Regions from separate parts of the Homo sapiens genome. Here region 2 is linked to region 1. A link is a loop called in an ENCODE intact Hi-C map of the cell type or tissue named here. Cell type or tissue: pancreas. All regions are shown on one strand. Links, peaks and the distances in the headings refer to the core of each region. The heading gives the core; the rest is flanking DNA.

The links. Hi-C counts contacts between places; a loop is a spot of excess contacts. Peaks named below come from ENCODE experiments on the same cell type or tissue, not always from the same donor. Only the 100,000 strongest peaks of a DNase experiment are listed, where the experiment ranks them.
Region 2: a loop joins it to region 1, with 2.6 times the contacts of the local background. A loop is called at or near these places in 95 of 110 quality-filtered maps.

The regions. Positions count from the first base shown.
Region 1 is chr4:1,742,979-1,750,715 of GRCh38, forward strand. It overlaps TACC3 (transforming acidic coiled-coil containing protein 3), which reads left to right. Exons shown (of 16, transcript NM_006342.3): 14 at 1,540-1,646; 15 at 1,734-1,854; 16 at 1,970-2,193. The coding sequence ends at 2,035. Among named protein-coding and RNA genes, the nearest start is that of TACC3, 25 kb to the left of the region's middle. RefSeq lists a silencer at 5,844-6,043. In pancreas, for the core only: CTCF peaks have their summits at 3,409 (motif pointing right) and 5,817 (motif pointing right); DNase peaks (open chromatin) are centred at 3,457 and 5,879; H3K27ac peaks cover 1,366 bases.
Region 2 is chr4:1,806,082-1,812,449 of GRCh38, forward strand. It overlaps FGFR3 (fibroblast growth factor receptor 3), which reads left to right. Exons shown (of 18, transcript NM_000142.5): 14 at 1-92; 15 at 176-246; 16 at 465-602; 17 at 748-853; 18 at 1,035-2,786. The coding sequence ends at 1,181. LETM1 (leucine zipper and EF-hand containing transmembrane protein 1) reads right to left here. Exons shown (of 14, transcript NM_012318.3): 14 at 5,398-6,368. Among named protein-coding and RNA genes, the nearest start is that of FGFR3, 16 kb to the left of the region's middle. In pancreas, for the core only: CTCF peaks have their summits at 4,022 (motif pointing left) and 4,223; DNase peaks (open chromatin) are centred at 3,960, 4,330, 5,080, 5,200 and 1 weaker place.

The sequences.
Region 1 (7,737 bases), core at 1,245-6,244:
ACAGAAAAACTAGGCCGGCTTATGCCTGTAATCCCAGCACTTTGGGAGGCCAAGGCGGGAGGATCATGAGGTCAGGAGTTCAAGACCATTCTGGCCAACATGGTGAAACCCTTTCTGTACTAAAAATACAAAAATTAGCTGGGCATGGTGGCAGGCACCTGTAGTCCCAGCTACTTGGGAGGCTGAGGCAGGAGAATCAATCAGGAGGTGGAGGTTGCAATGAGCCAAGATCGCGCCATCACACTATGGCCTGGCGATAGAGCGAGACTCCGTCTCAAAAAAAAAAAAAAAAAAGCCTGGGCACAGTGGCTCACGCCTGTAATCCCAGCACTTTGGGAGGCCGAGGCGGGTGGATCACGAGATCAGGAGTTTGAGACCAGCCTGACCAACATGGTGAAACCCTGTCTCTTCTAAAGATACAAAAATTAGCCGGGCATGGTGGCACGCACCTGTAGTCCCAGCTACTTGTGAGGCTGAGGCAGGAGAATCGCTTGAATCCGGGAGGCGGAGGTTGCAGTGAGCCGAGATCATGCCACTTCACTCCAGCCTGAGTGACAGAGTGAGTCTCCGTCTAAAAAAAAAAAACAGAAACTAGAAAAGAACCAAATGGAAATTTCTAACAGGTACACAGTTAACAACATTAACAATTCAAAGGGTACAGGTCAGATGAGGGAAGCAGAGGCTGAGTTGGGAACCAGTGTGTGGACGGCAGCCCCCAGAGCCAGAGGGAGAGACGCCGCTGTGGCGGGAGGCTTGACCTGTGCACACGTGAGAGCTTCCGGATGCCGCCTCCCGGACAGACGCTGTTGGGAATTTTCCACAGCAGAGAAACACAGTGCTGTGGGTTTAAGGGAGGCGTGACCTCCGCAGGACATCAGGGGCTGCATGCTGGGTAGGGGCTCAGGGAGAGGCTGCAGTGCTGAGGGTGCTTCTGGGATACAGGGCTGCGACAGAGGAGTGAGGATGGCTGGGCTGTGAGGCCGCTGGGGGCACTGCAGGAAGAAGGCAGGTAGGCTGAGCCTTCCCAAGCAGAGGCCACTCGGGGACCCAGGAACCCCTCAGTTAGGGCTTCTCAGTCACTGAGCGGAAGGTGCCCCCAGAGGGGGCAGCAGCCTGTGAGGAGCAGGCGTGTCTGGGTAACCATGTGGCTCCTGCTGGCCTCCCCTGCCTGTCCCCAAAGCACAGGGCTCAGCTCCAGAGGGAGACGGGCTGGGCTGTCAGTGGTCCCAGGTGCATCCCACTTTCCAGCAGCACTTGGTGCCAGCAGAGGCTGCAGGTGTGGCAGGAGGGGGCCCAGCCGTGAGGGCACCAGGTTCAGGCCCGGCATCTCAGGGTGGAGAGCCAGGGCTGTCCTGAACCTCCAGAGGGGGTGAGCTGGGAACTTGTGTGAAGGGGCTTTTTCCAAAAGGAAAACGGGAGCTACTGGCTCACGGCTGATGCCCCAGACAGCCTCGAGGATCTGCAGGTCCCCAGACACCAAGCCTGGGTGCTCTCCAGCAGACGGCGTGGTACCCACAGCTAATGCCTGCCCCTTCCTAGAACGAAGAGTCACTGAAGAAGTGCGTGGAGGATTACCTGGCAAGGATCACCCAGGAGGGCCAGAGGTACCAAGCCCTGAAGGCCCACGCGGAGGAGAAGCTGCAGCTGTGAGTGCTGGGCGAGGCCCCACCCTGGAGGGAGAATCTGAGCACCTGGGCCCCAGCTCAGCCTCTGCCCCGCCCCTACCCCTCCAGGGCAAACGAGGAGATCGCCCAGGTCCGGAGCAAGGCCCAGGCGGAAGCGTTGGCCCTCCAGGCCAGCCTGAGGAAGGAGCAGATGCGCATCCAGTCGCTGGAGAAGACAGTGGAGCAGAAGGTGGGTGCGGGAAGCCCAGCTCAAGGGGCCGTCTGGCAGCACCTTCTAGAAGGCCCTTGGGCCTGCTGCTCCCTCCAAGCAGGGAGAAGCCCCGCAACTCATCTTCCTCCTCCAGACTAAAGAGAACGAGGAGCTGACCAGGATCTGCGACGACCTCATCTCCAAGATGGAGAAGATCTGACCTCCACGGAGCCGCTGTCCCCGCCCCCCTGCTCCCGTCTGTCTGTCCTGTCTGATTCTCTTAGGTGTCATGTTCTTTTTTCTGTCTTGTCTTCAACTTTTTTAAAAACTAGATTGCTTTGAAAACATGACTCAATAAAAGTTTCCTTTCAATTTAAACACTGAAGCCGCTCTGGTCTTGATGAAGCAAAGGTTTCCCAGCTCTAGCCTGAGGCTGAGCCGACCCGCAGGTGCCCTCCCTTCCCCTCAGAGCTGGCCACTTGGTCCCTGCCTACCCCAGGCTCAGGCCACCCTGCCGAGGGGCAGGGACAGCCAGTGGATAGAGGAGGCTCAGGCCTGCCCAGTCTGCCCCGGCCACCTCGGGTTGGCTACATGGTCCTGGCCTCAGGTACACACATCAAAGTCCAAATGGACTCGTTTTTTTGTTTGTTTTTTTGTTTTTTGTTTTTTTTGAGACAGTCTCTCACCCACGCTGGAGTGCAGTGGCGTGAACTCGGCTCACTGTAAGCTCCGCCTCCCAGGTTCACGCCATTCTCCTGCTTCAGCCTCCCGAGTAGCTGGAACTACAGGCGCCCGCCACCACGCCCGGCTAATTTTTTGTATTTTTAGTAGAGACGGGGAAGTTTTCATATAAAACAAAAACTGTGAACAGCCAGGCATGCATGCCGGTGGCTCTGATTCTGGTGCCGACCTGGCGAGCCTGCAGCCCCAGCTAATTGAGCGCTCACCTGGGTGTGGGTGTGGAGGGAGGCCCCCTGCAGGTGCAGCTGCTCAGCTCCTGTCGTCCTCGTCCTTGGGGGCGTGGAGACTTCAGAGCAAAACAGGCTTCCCTGAGGAAGTTCTGTCTCCACACGGCAGGGCTTCCTCCCCGACCCTAACCCCATCTCCAGCAGTCCCGTCCTGCGGATCTCAAACTCAGACAGGCACACTGGAACCCAAGGCAGTTCCAGGAGCCCTTCTGGTCAGGCAGAGGCTTGGCCCAGCTGGGGCATCCCGGGAACCTGGGTACCGAGCTGAGAGATGCTGGTCACTGGGTTCAGCCATGGCACCTAGGACCCCAGCACCAGCCAGAGGGCCAGGGCCTCCTGAGGGGCCAGGCAAGACCAAGGGTTGACGCTGTAACCTGTTTCCAGGGGTCGGTGCTGCTGCTGTGCCCAGATCACGCCGTCCAGAAAAGCCGTTTTCTCCCATCAGTGAAGAGTGGGGCTCCCCACATAGGGAGGGACCCAGGCCGAGATCTGGCCGCAGTCACCTGGCCCCAGTAGTGTCTGAGCCTGGGGGTTGCAGTCCCAGGACCTGCTTCCAAGGCTCTGCGAGTCTGCCCCTTGGCCTGGTGAGCAGCACTGCAGTACTGACCTCGGGTGGGCGCAACAACACCCCCAGCCGCCGCCAGGGGTCGCTTGCCGCCATGGGCCATGCAGGGACCGGACCAGGTGGGTGACACCCTGAAGGGGCGGGGCACGGGTGCCAAGAAGCCGCATGGACCGCCAGGGAGGCTGAGGGGCGGGCAGGGGCTTCAGCCTGGGTGGCCAGTGGGGTGTCCCCAAGGGCATGAGGGTGCATTTGTTCTTAGCACGTTTGGAGGAGGGGGCCTGGCACAGGGATGGACGGCCACAGCGGGCCATGGCCAGTCACGGCTGGGGCAGGGACTGGGCCAGCCTCAGGGGGGCCTGGGGGCCACTCCCTCCCCCTCCACAGCCCACCTGTGCTCCTGCGGCACCTCCTGACTGGCTTCCCAGGACCATCGCGCCCCTCCCTCCCGTGGGCAGCAACCCCCATCTCAGCCCCGAGCCTGGGTAACAATAGGGTGTAATCCCTGGCTGAGGGGCCTCTGAGAGCCTTCCGTGGCCCACTTCACAGACGAGAAACCGAGGCCCACAGACCAGTGGCCATTGGCCGGGGGAGACGGGCCAAGCACAGGGTGTGGGCCCCCTCTCCTGCTTGGGGTTGAGGATATGGGGGAGAAGAAGGGCCCTCGAGCCTCCAGAGCTCACCAGCTGCCCTATGGGCAGCACGGCCCGCCTCGGCCTCCCCGCTGCCCACAGGCATGTCCGGCCGCAGGACTCCCACCTCTCTTTGCCGGGTCAGCTCTGCTCTGACAAGGTCTCAGGACACAAGGCGGCTGCCAGGTCCTCCTCCTCACTCAGCCCTGCCGGTCTGGCCTTCTGGCTCCTCTGACAGCTGCCCAGGGCCCTGTCCCCTGCTGGGGCCTCTCTGAGCCAAGCCGGGAGCCTGCCCGGAGAAGGCCGTGCAGGGCGGCTGAACGTGTCAGGGCACCTGGCCGGGCCTGGGGCCGCGCCGAGGACACCGGCCACCAGGCAGCGTCCTGGGCCGGGAGCCTCTCTCCCAGGACAAAGGGGCCTTGTGTGGCTGAATGGGTGTTTATCCTGGAGCCTGAGTTAACTCAGGGCTGCGAGGCCGGGCGGGGGCCCTGGCACTGGCCTGCCTGGTAAACATGACCTGAGCTGGGCACGCAGCCGTGGCCTGGACTTCCGCAGCCCCGGACCCCCTGCACATCCACGCAGTCGCCTTGTGGGGGGCTCAAGGAAACAGGAGCTGTCCTGGGGGCTGCCTCCGTGGGAGTCCTCATACACAGTCATGGAGGCAGCGCTCGGCTCTGCCCTTCCCACAGCTCAGGGCAGGGCTCAGAAACACCCCCCCGACGTGCCCCATTGGAAGGAGGGGTGAGGGTTAGACGAGGTCGTGAGGGTGAGGCCCTGGTCTGCTGGGATTAGTGTCCTTGCGGGAAGGCAGCAGGCCGGGAGAGCACTTTGGAGGAACTGACCCGCCAGCACCCTGATGGCGGACTTGGCGCCTCCAGAACCCAGAGAAACACGTGTCTGTGGTGCAAGCCATCTGGTCCCAGGCAGGATGAGACCCCGCCGTCCGAGGGGCTGTCCAGCCTGGTGCCCACCCACTGCCCAGCTCCCCCTGCAGCCAATATCCAAATCCCGAGGGGAGTGCAGGGCTCAGCCCACATGGAGAAGCTAGGTCTGTGGGGCACCCCCACCCCTCTAAGGCCACCTAGGAGTGGAACCTGCAGCTGCCTCCCTGGGCTGGTCAAGACCCTTTCAACAGGGCCGGTGGGGCTGCCCCTCCAAGCTCACTCCCATGCCCCCATGCTCTCTCCAGGGGCCGCCAGCCACCAGGCTGGATGGAAGAGGGGGTGGGGGCGAGGGAGATAGGCCAGGACAAGCTGACCACAGCCCGAGCGTTCCCTGCCAGGCACCCCTCTGCAGCCCCCACCCTGCCCTACCCAGCCTGAGCCCCGGGAGAGAGTTCACCCAGCCTGCAGGCAGACCCAGATCACCCTCCCATGGACTCAGGAGCTGTCCCCAGCCCAGGCTGAACCCCAGACCCCTTTCGGTCCCCAAGGTCCATGCCAGTGAGGGTCGCTGCAAGCCCACGTGGTTGCCGGAGGTCCCTCCTCCAGCCCATCACTCCACTTTCTGGGAAGGACCCCCGGAGGCCTGGGGACTAAGCCCCGGCGCCGCGCCGGACTGCCCTGGTGGGCTGAGCGCACATCCCTTGTCTCTCTTAGGGAGCTCTGTGAGGGGCAGGACCGGGCCAGCAGCCGCTCAGGAAGCTGGAGCACGTGAGGGAAAAGCCCTGTCCCCACAGGGCTGAGGCTGGACGAGGTCCAAGGAGGGGCTTCTGCCCGAGCCCAGGCCTTCCTTGGGGTGTGCTCCAGTAGCAGGTGCGCGTGCCACCTGTGCCGTGGGTTGGAGGGGTGGAACGTGTACGTCCTGGCTGCCCCCGAGCTCTGGGGACCCCGAACTCCTGGGGCTTCTGCCTGAGCCTTTGGACCCCAACAGCCTGCAGGGGGCGCCATTGGGCCACCGGAGCCCCTTCTGCAGACCCGGCGCGACCGCACTCCTGCCAGGCTGTTCCTACCGCCTGGCCACAGGCCTCCAGGAGGGGCCCCCACCCTGGGGCGACGAGGAGCCACCTGGGCCCGCACCAGGCCTCCCCACAGGGCCTCCCCACCTGCCCCCTCCCCACTGCTCTCCCTCCCCACCGCTCTCCCTCCCCACCGCACCCCCTCCCCACCACGCCCCCTCCCCACCGTGCCCCCTCCCCACCCAACGTGCCCCCTCCCCATCACGCCCCCTCCCCACCTGTCCCCCCACCACGACCCCTCCCCACCTGTTCCCTCCCCCTGCCCCCTCCCCACCACGAACCCTCCCCACCTGTCCCCTCCTCACCTGTCCCCTCCCCACCTCCCCCCTCCCCACTGCGCCCCCTCCCCAATGCACCCCCTCCCCAACACGCCCCCTCCCCACTGCCCCCCCTCCCCAAGGCACCCCCTCCCCAACACGCCCCCTCCCCACTGTGCCCCCTCCCCACCATGCCCCCTCCCCATCTGCCCCCTCCTCACCTGCCTCCTCAGCATAGCCCCCCCCACCTCCCCCTTCCCCACTATGCCCCCTCCTCACCACCCCCTCCCCACCAGCCCCTCACTGCGACTTTGCCTCCCCTCTGTTCCCTGGACCCTGCACACTCACCAGACCCCTGGAGGTTTGTGGAGGGCAGGGCTGGGGACTGGGAGGTTTCAGGCCATGCAGGGCTGGAGGCAGCACACCAGGCACCCTCGCTAGCTGAGGGTCTGGCCTAGCCTGATAGGGGGACTGCAGGACAGGGGGGCCCTGGCAAGGCCCAATCCCTCCCTCCCTACCCAACCCTGCCCAGCTGGGTTCTGGGAACACACCCTGTAACTGGGTGGCTGGGGATATGGCGCTCTACAGCCTGAACCACCAGTGGTACTCACTGGGTCCTCCAACTCTGCAATTCTGCAGGCATGGACCAGACTCCAAGAAACAGCCCCTCGAACGCGTCTGCCCCAGCCCGGTTCCAAACACCAGGCTGAGGCTGCACAGTTTGCAAGTGTGTCAAATGAATGAAGGAACAACTGTGCAGGCTCCAGGAACCCCCACCCCACGGTCCCCGCCCCCAGTCCCCGCCTCCCTTCCACTCAGGCCCCTCCCTCCAGGCCAGCAGGGGTGAGGTGAGGGCTTAGAGCCCCTGCAGACATCAGGGTGGGCGGGGCCCCTGCCCTGTGTCTCCTCTGTCCCTCGATGTCCATTCGCACCCGTCTCCCCAAACCCCACTGACACGGACGGCCCCACCTGGCTGAGCTCACAGGAGCTCTGGGGCCCACTCTGCAGAGAGAGGAGGGGGCGGGGGGATGCACTTATGTTTGCTTCTGAGGGACAGTGGGCAGAGGAGGGCTGTTTGTGAGTGAGACACTCAGGCCCCGGGCCTCTGGACCCTCAAAGAAAGGGTTCCTGTGTGGGCTGGGGGCTGCCTCTGCTGATAAGTGGTGGCCCGGCCACTTGGTGTCCAAAGGCCCCATGTCCGTCCACACTTAGAGACTGGGGATGTGGGAGGCTGTTCCGGCAGAGCCACGGTGTGGACACCATCCCAAGGGGGCGTCTGCAGGGGCGCACCTGTATGGGCAGAGCCGGGGCTGCTCTGAGCCCAAGGGGTTCCCAGAGGGAGTTCCTTCCCAGCCTAGTGGGGTGGGTCCAGGGCAGTGCTGGGGAGGCCAAGCTGCCAGCGTCCCACAGGGGCCCAGCGGCAGAGTGGAGTGTGAAGGCCCAGGGCTTCTGCCCAGGGCGTGTGGTGACCCACCCTTGCCCCCTGCATGCCCGGTGGCTGAGGCCACACCCCACCTAGAGCATCCTGACAGCAGGAGCCCCGCTT
Region 2 (6,368 bases), core at 1,369-6,368, 63 kb after region 1:
TGCTGGTGACCGAGGACAACGTGATGAAGATCGCAGACTTCGGGCTGGCCCGGGACGTGCACAACCTCGACTACTACAAGAAGACGACCAACGTGAGCCCGGCCCTGGGGTGCGGGGGTGGGGGTCATGCCAGTAGGACGCCTGGCGCCAACACCGCCTTCCCACACCCTCCCAGGGCCGGCTGCCCGTGAAGTGGATGGCGCCTGAGGCCTTGTTTGACCGAGTCTACACTCACCAGAGTGACGTGTACGTGTCCTGCAGAGCTCAGGCTTCAGGGGTGGAGGCGGGAACTGGGCAGAGCCAGGACCCCAGCTGCAGTCCCCAGGCCTGTGCCCTGGAGCTCCTGGGTGTGGTTTCTACCCCTCCCTGGGGGCAGCAGCGCAGCCCTGGCCTATTCCCCTGGTGCCCGCCCAGGTGTCTGTCCTGGGAGTCTCAGGACAGCCTGACCTCACCTTCCCCTGCAGCTGGTCCTTTGGGGTCCTGCTCTGGGAGATCTTCACGCTGGGGGGCTCCCCGTACCCCGGCATCCCTGTGGAGGAGCTCTTCAAGCTGCTGAAGGAGGGCCACCGCATGGACAAGCCCGCCAACTGCACACACGACCTGTGAGTGGCATCCCTGGCCCTCCACTGGGTCCTCAGGGGTGGGGGTCCCTCCGGGGCTGGGCGGGGGAGGGACTGGCAGCCCTTCAGGCTGTTCCCGAATAAGGCGGGAAGCGGCGGGGCTCACTCCTGAGCGCCCTGCCCGCAGGTACATGATCATGCGGGAGTGCTGGCATGCCGCGCCCTCCCAGAGGCCCACCTTCAAGCAGCTGGTGGAGGACCTGGACCGTGTCCTTACCGTGACGTCCACCGACGTGAGTGCTGGCTCTGGCCTGGTGCCACCCGCCTATGCCCCTCCCCCTGCCGTCCCCGGCCATCCTGCCCCCCAGAGTGCTGAGGTGTGGGGCGGGCCTTCTGGGGCACAGCCTGGGCACAGAGGTGGCTGTGCGAAGAGGGGCTCGGTGGCACAGCGCTCACCCCGCCTCCCGCCAGCAGGAGTACCTGGACCTGTCGGCGCCTTTCGAGCAGTACTCCCCGGGTGGCCAGGACACCCCCAGCTCCAGCTCCTCAGGGGACGACTCCGTGTTTGCCCACGACCTGCTGCCCCCGGCCCCACCCAGCAGTGGGGGCTCGCGGACGTGAAGGGCCACTGGTCCCCAACAATGTGAGGGGTCCCTAGCAGCCCACCCTGCTGCTGGTGCACAGCCACTCCCCGGCATGAGACTCAGTGCAGATGGAGAGACAGCTACACAGAGCTTTGGTCTGTGTGTGTGTGTGTGCGTGTGTGTGTGTGTGTGTGCACATCCGCGTGTGCCTGTGTGCGTGCGCATCTTGCCTCCAGGTGCAGAGGTACCCTGGGTGTCCCCGCTGCTGTGCAACGGTCTCCTGACTGGTGCTGCAGCACCGAGGGGCCTTTGTTCTGGGGGGACCCAGTGCAGAATGTAAGTGGGCCCACCCGGTGGGACCCCCGTGGGGCAGGGAGCTGGGCCCGACATGGCTCCGGCCTCTGCCTTTGCACCACGGGACATCACAGGGTGGGCCTCGGCCCCTCCCACACCCAAAGCTGAGCCTGCAGGGAAGCCCCACATGTCCAGCACCTTGTGCCTGGGGTGTTAGTGGCACCGCCTCCCCACCTCCAGGCTTTCCCACTTCCCACCCTGCCCCTCAGAGACTGAAATTACGGGTACCTGAAGATGGGAGCCTTTACCTTTTATGCAAAAGGTTTATTCCGGAAACTAGTGTACATTTCTATAAATAGATGCTGTGTATATGGTATATATACATATATATATATAACATATATGGAAGAGGAAAAGGCTGGTACAACGGAGGCCTGCGACCCTGGGGGCACAGGAGGCAGGCATGGCCCTGGGCGGGGCGTGGGGGGGCGTGGAGGGAGGCCCCAGGGGGTCTCACCCATGCAAGCAGAGGACCAGGGCCTTTTCTGGCACCGCAGTTTTGTTTTAAAACTGGACCTGTATATTTGTAAAGCTATTTATGGGCCCCTGGCACTCTTGTTCCCACACCCCAACACTTCCAGCATTTAGCTGGCCACATGGCGGAGAGTTTTAATTTTTAACTTATTGACAACCGAGAAGGTTTATCCCGCCGATAGAGGGACGGCCAAGAATGTACGTCCAGCCTGCCCCGGAGCTGGAGGATCCCCTCCAAGCCTAAAAGGTTGTTAATAGTTGGAGGTGATTCCAGTGAAGATATTTTATTTCCTTTGTCCTTTTTCAGGAGAATTAGATTTCTATAGGATTTTTCTTTAGGAGATTTATTTTTTGGACTTCAAAGCAAGCTGGTATTTTCATACAAATTCTTCTAATTGCTGTGTGTCCCAGGCAGGGAGACGGTTTCCAGGGAGGGGCCGGCCCTGTGTGCAGGTTCCGATGTTATTAGATGTTACAAGTTTATATATATCTATATATATAATTTATTGAGTTTTTACAAGATGTATTTGTTGTAGACTTAACACTTCTTACGCAATGCTTCTAGAGTTTTATAGCCTGGACTGCTACCTTTCAAAGCTTGGAGGGAAGCCGTGAATTCAGTTGGTTCGTTCTGTACTGTTACTGGGCCCTGAGTCTGGGCAGCTGTCCCTTGCTTGCCTGCAGGGCCATGGCTCAGGGTGGTCTCTTCTTGGGGCCCAGTGCATGGTGGCCAGAGGTGTCACCCAAACCGGCAGGTGCGATTTTGTTAACCCAGCGACGAACTTTCCGAAAAATAAAGACACCTGGTTGCTAACCTGGCCCTGTGCTTTCTGTCTCCAGTTCTGGGATAGGGGAGGGAGGGGTCACTTTGCCAGGTGGTCCCAGTTGCGCGGGATGGATGCTGGCAGCAGCACCGAAAGTCACTGGTGGGCTGGGAGCCCCAAGAGCAAGGAATGTTTATGGGAGGGGCCTGGCGGAAGGGAGCAGGGTGCCTGGGGGTGCACTGCCCTGGCTGCTCCCAGCTTGTGGGTTCCTGAGGTGGTGGTGGTGGTGGGGAGGGTCCTTTCTCACTAGCTCTGAGGCAGACCTTCTCTCATCACCCCACTCCTGGCATCCGCCTTCCCAGTCAGCTGGGGAGCTTTCTGGGCATCCCTCTATGGAGCCAAAAGCAAGCAAAGCCCTCATGGGGCCCTGGGGGCTACACAGGCGGTCACTCTCCTCCAGATCAGCTCTCTGCCCTCCCAGGCCGGGCAACCAGTGCCCCCACTGCCTTGGGCTCCATCAGGGTCCCCTACAGTGATAAAGCACCTTTGGGCAGATGAGGTGCTGAGAACCCAGAGATGGAACCAGGCCCTTGCCCAAGTTCATAGCCCTAGCAGGGTGGGAGGACAACATGGTGAGAGCAAGTCTGGGAAGGCTTCCTGGAGGAGGTGTGCCGTCTCTCCTGACTCCCCACCACCCTCTTTGCTGTCCTCCCTTCTGCTATCCTCCCTCTCTTGTCCTCCCGTTTTTCCCATCTCTGCTGTCCCCACCTCTGTCGTCCTCCTCCTGCTCTCCTCCCCCCATCCCCTCTGCTCTCCCTACCTCTGCTGTCCCCTCTGCCGTCCTCCCTCTGCTCTCCTCCCCTCTGCTGGCTCAAGAGCAGGGTTTCCCAACCATGAGCTGCATGAACTCTAGCTTCTAAAATGCTCTGGCTACAAACTCACCTTTCAGGTCAGGGGGTACTGCTGGCCCGTTTCCTGGGCAGGCAAGGGTTTAACTCAACCCCATTCAGGGAAGCACGTGTGGGCGCAGGCCTGGTGGAAGTGGCCTTACAAGGGACTCTGCATCCCTAATGCCCCCACTTGCCCAGAAACCCTATGCTGGGCCCCAGAGGCAGGCCTGGCCATGGGACGCCTGGTGACAGTGGCAGGATGGGGAGGCCCACATGGGCCTGAAGGCTGAGGCCTGCAGGGCAGTGGGGGGACCAGGCCAACAGGCAGGCAGTGCCAGCATCCACACCAAGGCAGGCAGAGCATGGGGCTCGAAGCGCGGGCCGGGAGCGCCCCCTAGCGCTGGCTGGGCAGTGTCCCTGCTACAAACCCAAGGCCCCTCTCCTGTCAGGGCTCTGGTGGACCTCTGGTGGGCACAGTGGGATCCTGAATGGGTGCTGGGGACCAAAGGGCTGGGCCACCGGGAGAACAGTGGCCCATGAAGGTGCTGGTGGGCCAGCCCCCTCCTCCTCAGCGTGCTTCCTTAGCGACCCCAGATGGCAGGGCACAGTCCCTGAAGCTGCCCCACCAGGGGCTCCCTGGCTGCCTCCCCCTGTCCCATAAGGTGAGCCCATGAGAGACCCCAGCTGTCAGCACAACTGAACCTCCGCCATCAGGGTGCCCTCTAGTGGTTGGGTGTGCTCTAGGCTGGCAGGGTCCCCGCCCTTGCTGTCTGCTGATGGCTGAGGGGGACATGTCTCATGGGAGGCCCAGCTTCCAGGACACAACTGGTGGCTCCTGGGGTCACCAAGGGCACCTGGTTTGTTCACAGCTCTTTGGGCTGCTGTCCCCATGAGGGAGCACCTCCCACCCCAGCTGTGGGTCCATCATTTCCTCTGATTAATTAGGGCCTAGGGGTCAAGGGAGGCCCCGAGGGAGGACTCTCAGTGTGAACAAACCAGCAGCCAGGGCCGCAGAGAAGCCTGTGAGGTGCCCACAGGGCCTGGTCCCAGTGTGGGCAGAGCACCTAAGGGATGGCTTCTGTCCACTGAGAAGGGTCGGGAGCCAAGACACCACACTGCTATCCTGGCGCTGGAACCATCCACGCACTCCTGCAGCCAGGCCACGCTGAGGCAGGTAGGCACCCAGAGGTCCGGGCTGGGGGCTGCTCTCCATGGCCCCAGGCCATCACACATCCCTCAGGGCGTCTGGGCCCTGCCTGTGGGCTGGACTGCAGGCTGAAGGCCCTGCCTCATCCAGGACTCCCTAGGGCAGTACTCGGTGCTCTTTCCCCTCAGCGGCCTGAGGAGTCTTTCAGAAGAGCTGGCCCTCCTGGGTGACACCTCGGCGAGGGTCCCAGCCCCTAACCCCAGGACTCCCAAGAAGTCACTGAGGTCCCCAGAGCAGGGAGAGCATGACCAGGTGGCAGGGCCACTGGCCTGGAGAACGTCCCACACTGTTCCATGAGCAGCTCACGCTGTCACAGGACCTGGGGACGTGGGTCTCCTGACCCTGCAGGCCCATCCTGCAGAGCAGGAAGCGTGAAGCCAAGGGCTGAACCCATGGAGGGCGGCCCAGCACTCAAACCCCCAGGGATGGTGAGGCTCCTTCTGGAACTGGCCTCACAGCCACACGCGCCCCAAGGCCCAGCCCCTGCAGCCACGTGGACAGCTCTGCCGGCTTCCACTCGCTCCTGTGTGCCCAACGGTTCAGAAATATTATTACTCTGCACTGTTACAGGAACACAGATTTGATGTTTTAATAAAAATACGATTTCTACAAAAGGTGCTTAACACGGCCCAGGACGGGCTGTCCGGTGGAGTCAGCCGTAGGACCCCTGAAGGATTTACAAAGACAGAGCCGGCTCACCAGCACACTCCTGCCAGCACCGGGACCCACTGCGAACAAAGACAGAGCCGGCTCCCCAGCACGCTCCTGCTAGCCCTGGGACCCACTGTGAGCCACTGCGGGGTGTCCTTCATTTAAAAAAAGTCTGGACTGTGACACTGCAGAAGGAGTCTGAAAGCCCAATTCCTGAATCCCTGCGTTAGAACTGAGAGTTCAGGCCGGGCGCGGTGGCTCATGCCTGTAATCCCAGCACTTTGGGAGGCTGAGGCGGGTGGATCACCTGAGGTCAGGAGTTGAAGACCAGCCTGACCAACATGATGAAACCCCATCTCTAATAAAAACTTGCCCGTAATCCCAGCACTTTGGGAGGCCGAGGTGAGTAGATCACGAAGTCAGGAGATCGAGACCATCCTGGCTAACACGGTAAAACACTGTCTCTAATAAAAATACAAAAAAATTAGCCAGGTGTGGTGGCGGGTGCTTGTAGTCCTGGCTACTCGGGAGGCTGAGGCAGGAGAATGGCGTGAACCCAGGAAGCGGAGCTGGCAGTGAGCCGAGATCACGCCATTGCACTCCAGCCTGGGAGACAGAGCAAGACTCTGTCTCAAAAAAAAAAAAAAAAATTAGCTGGGCATGGTGGCGCATGCCTGTAATCCCAATTACTCAGGAGGCTGAGGCAGAAGAATCGCTTGAACCCGGGAGGTGGAGCTTGCAGTGAGCCGAGATCGCACCACTGCACTCCAGCCTGGGTGACAGAGCGAGACTCTGTATCAAAAAAAAAAAAAAAAAAAAAAAAAAGTGAGTGCTTAGCTGGAGTGAGGAGGAAACACTGAATTCCTAAATCAGGAATTCGTTTC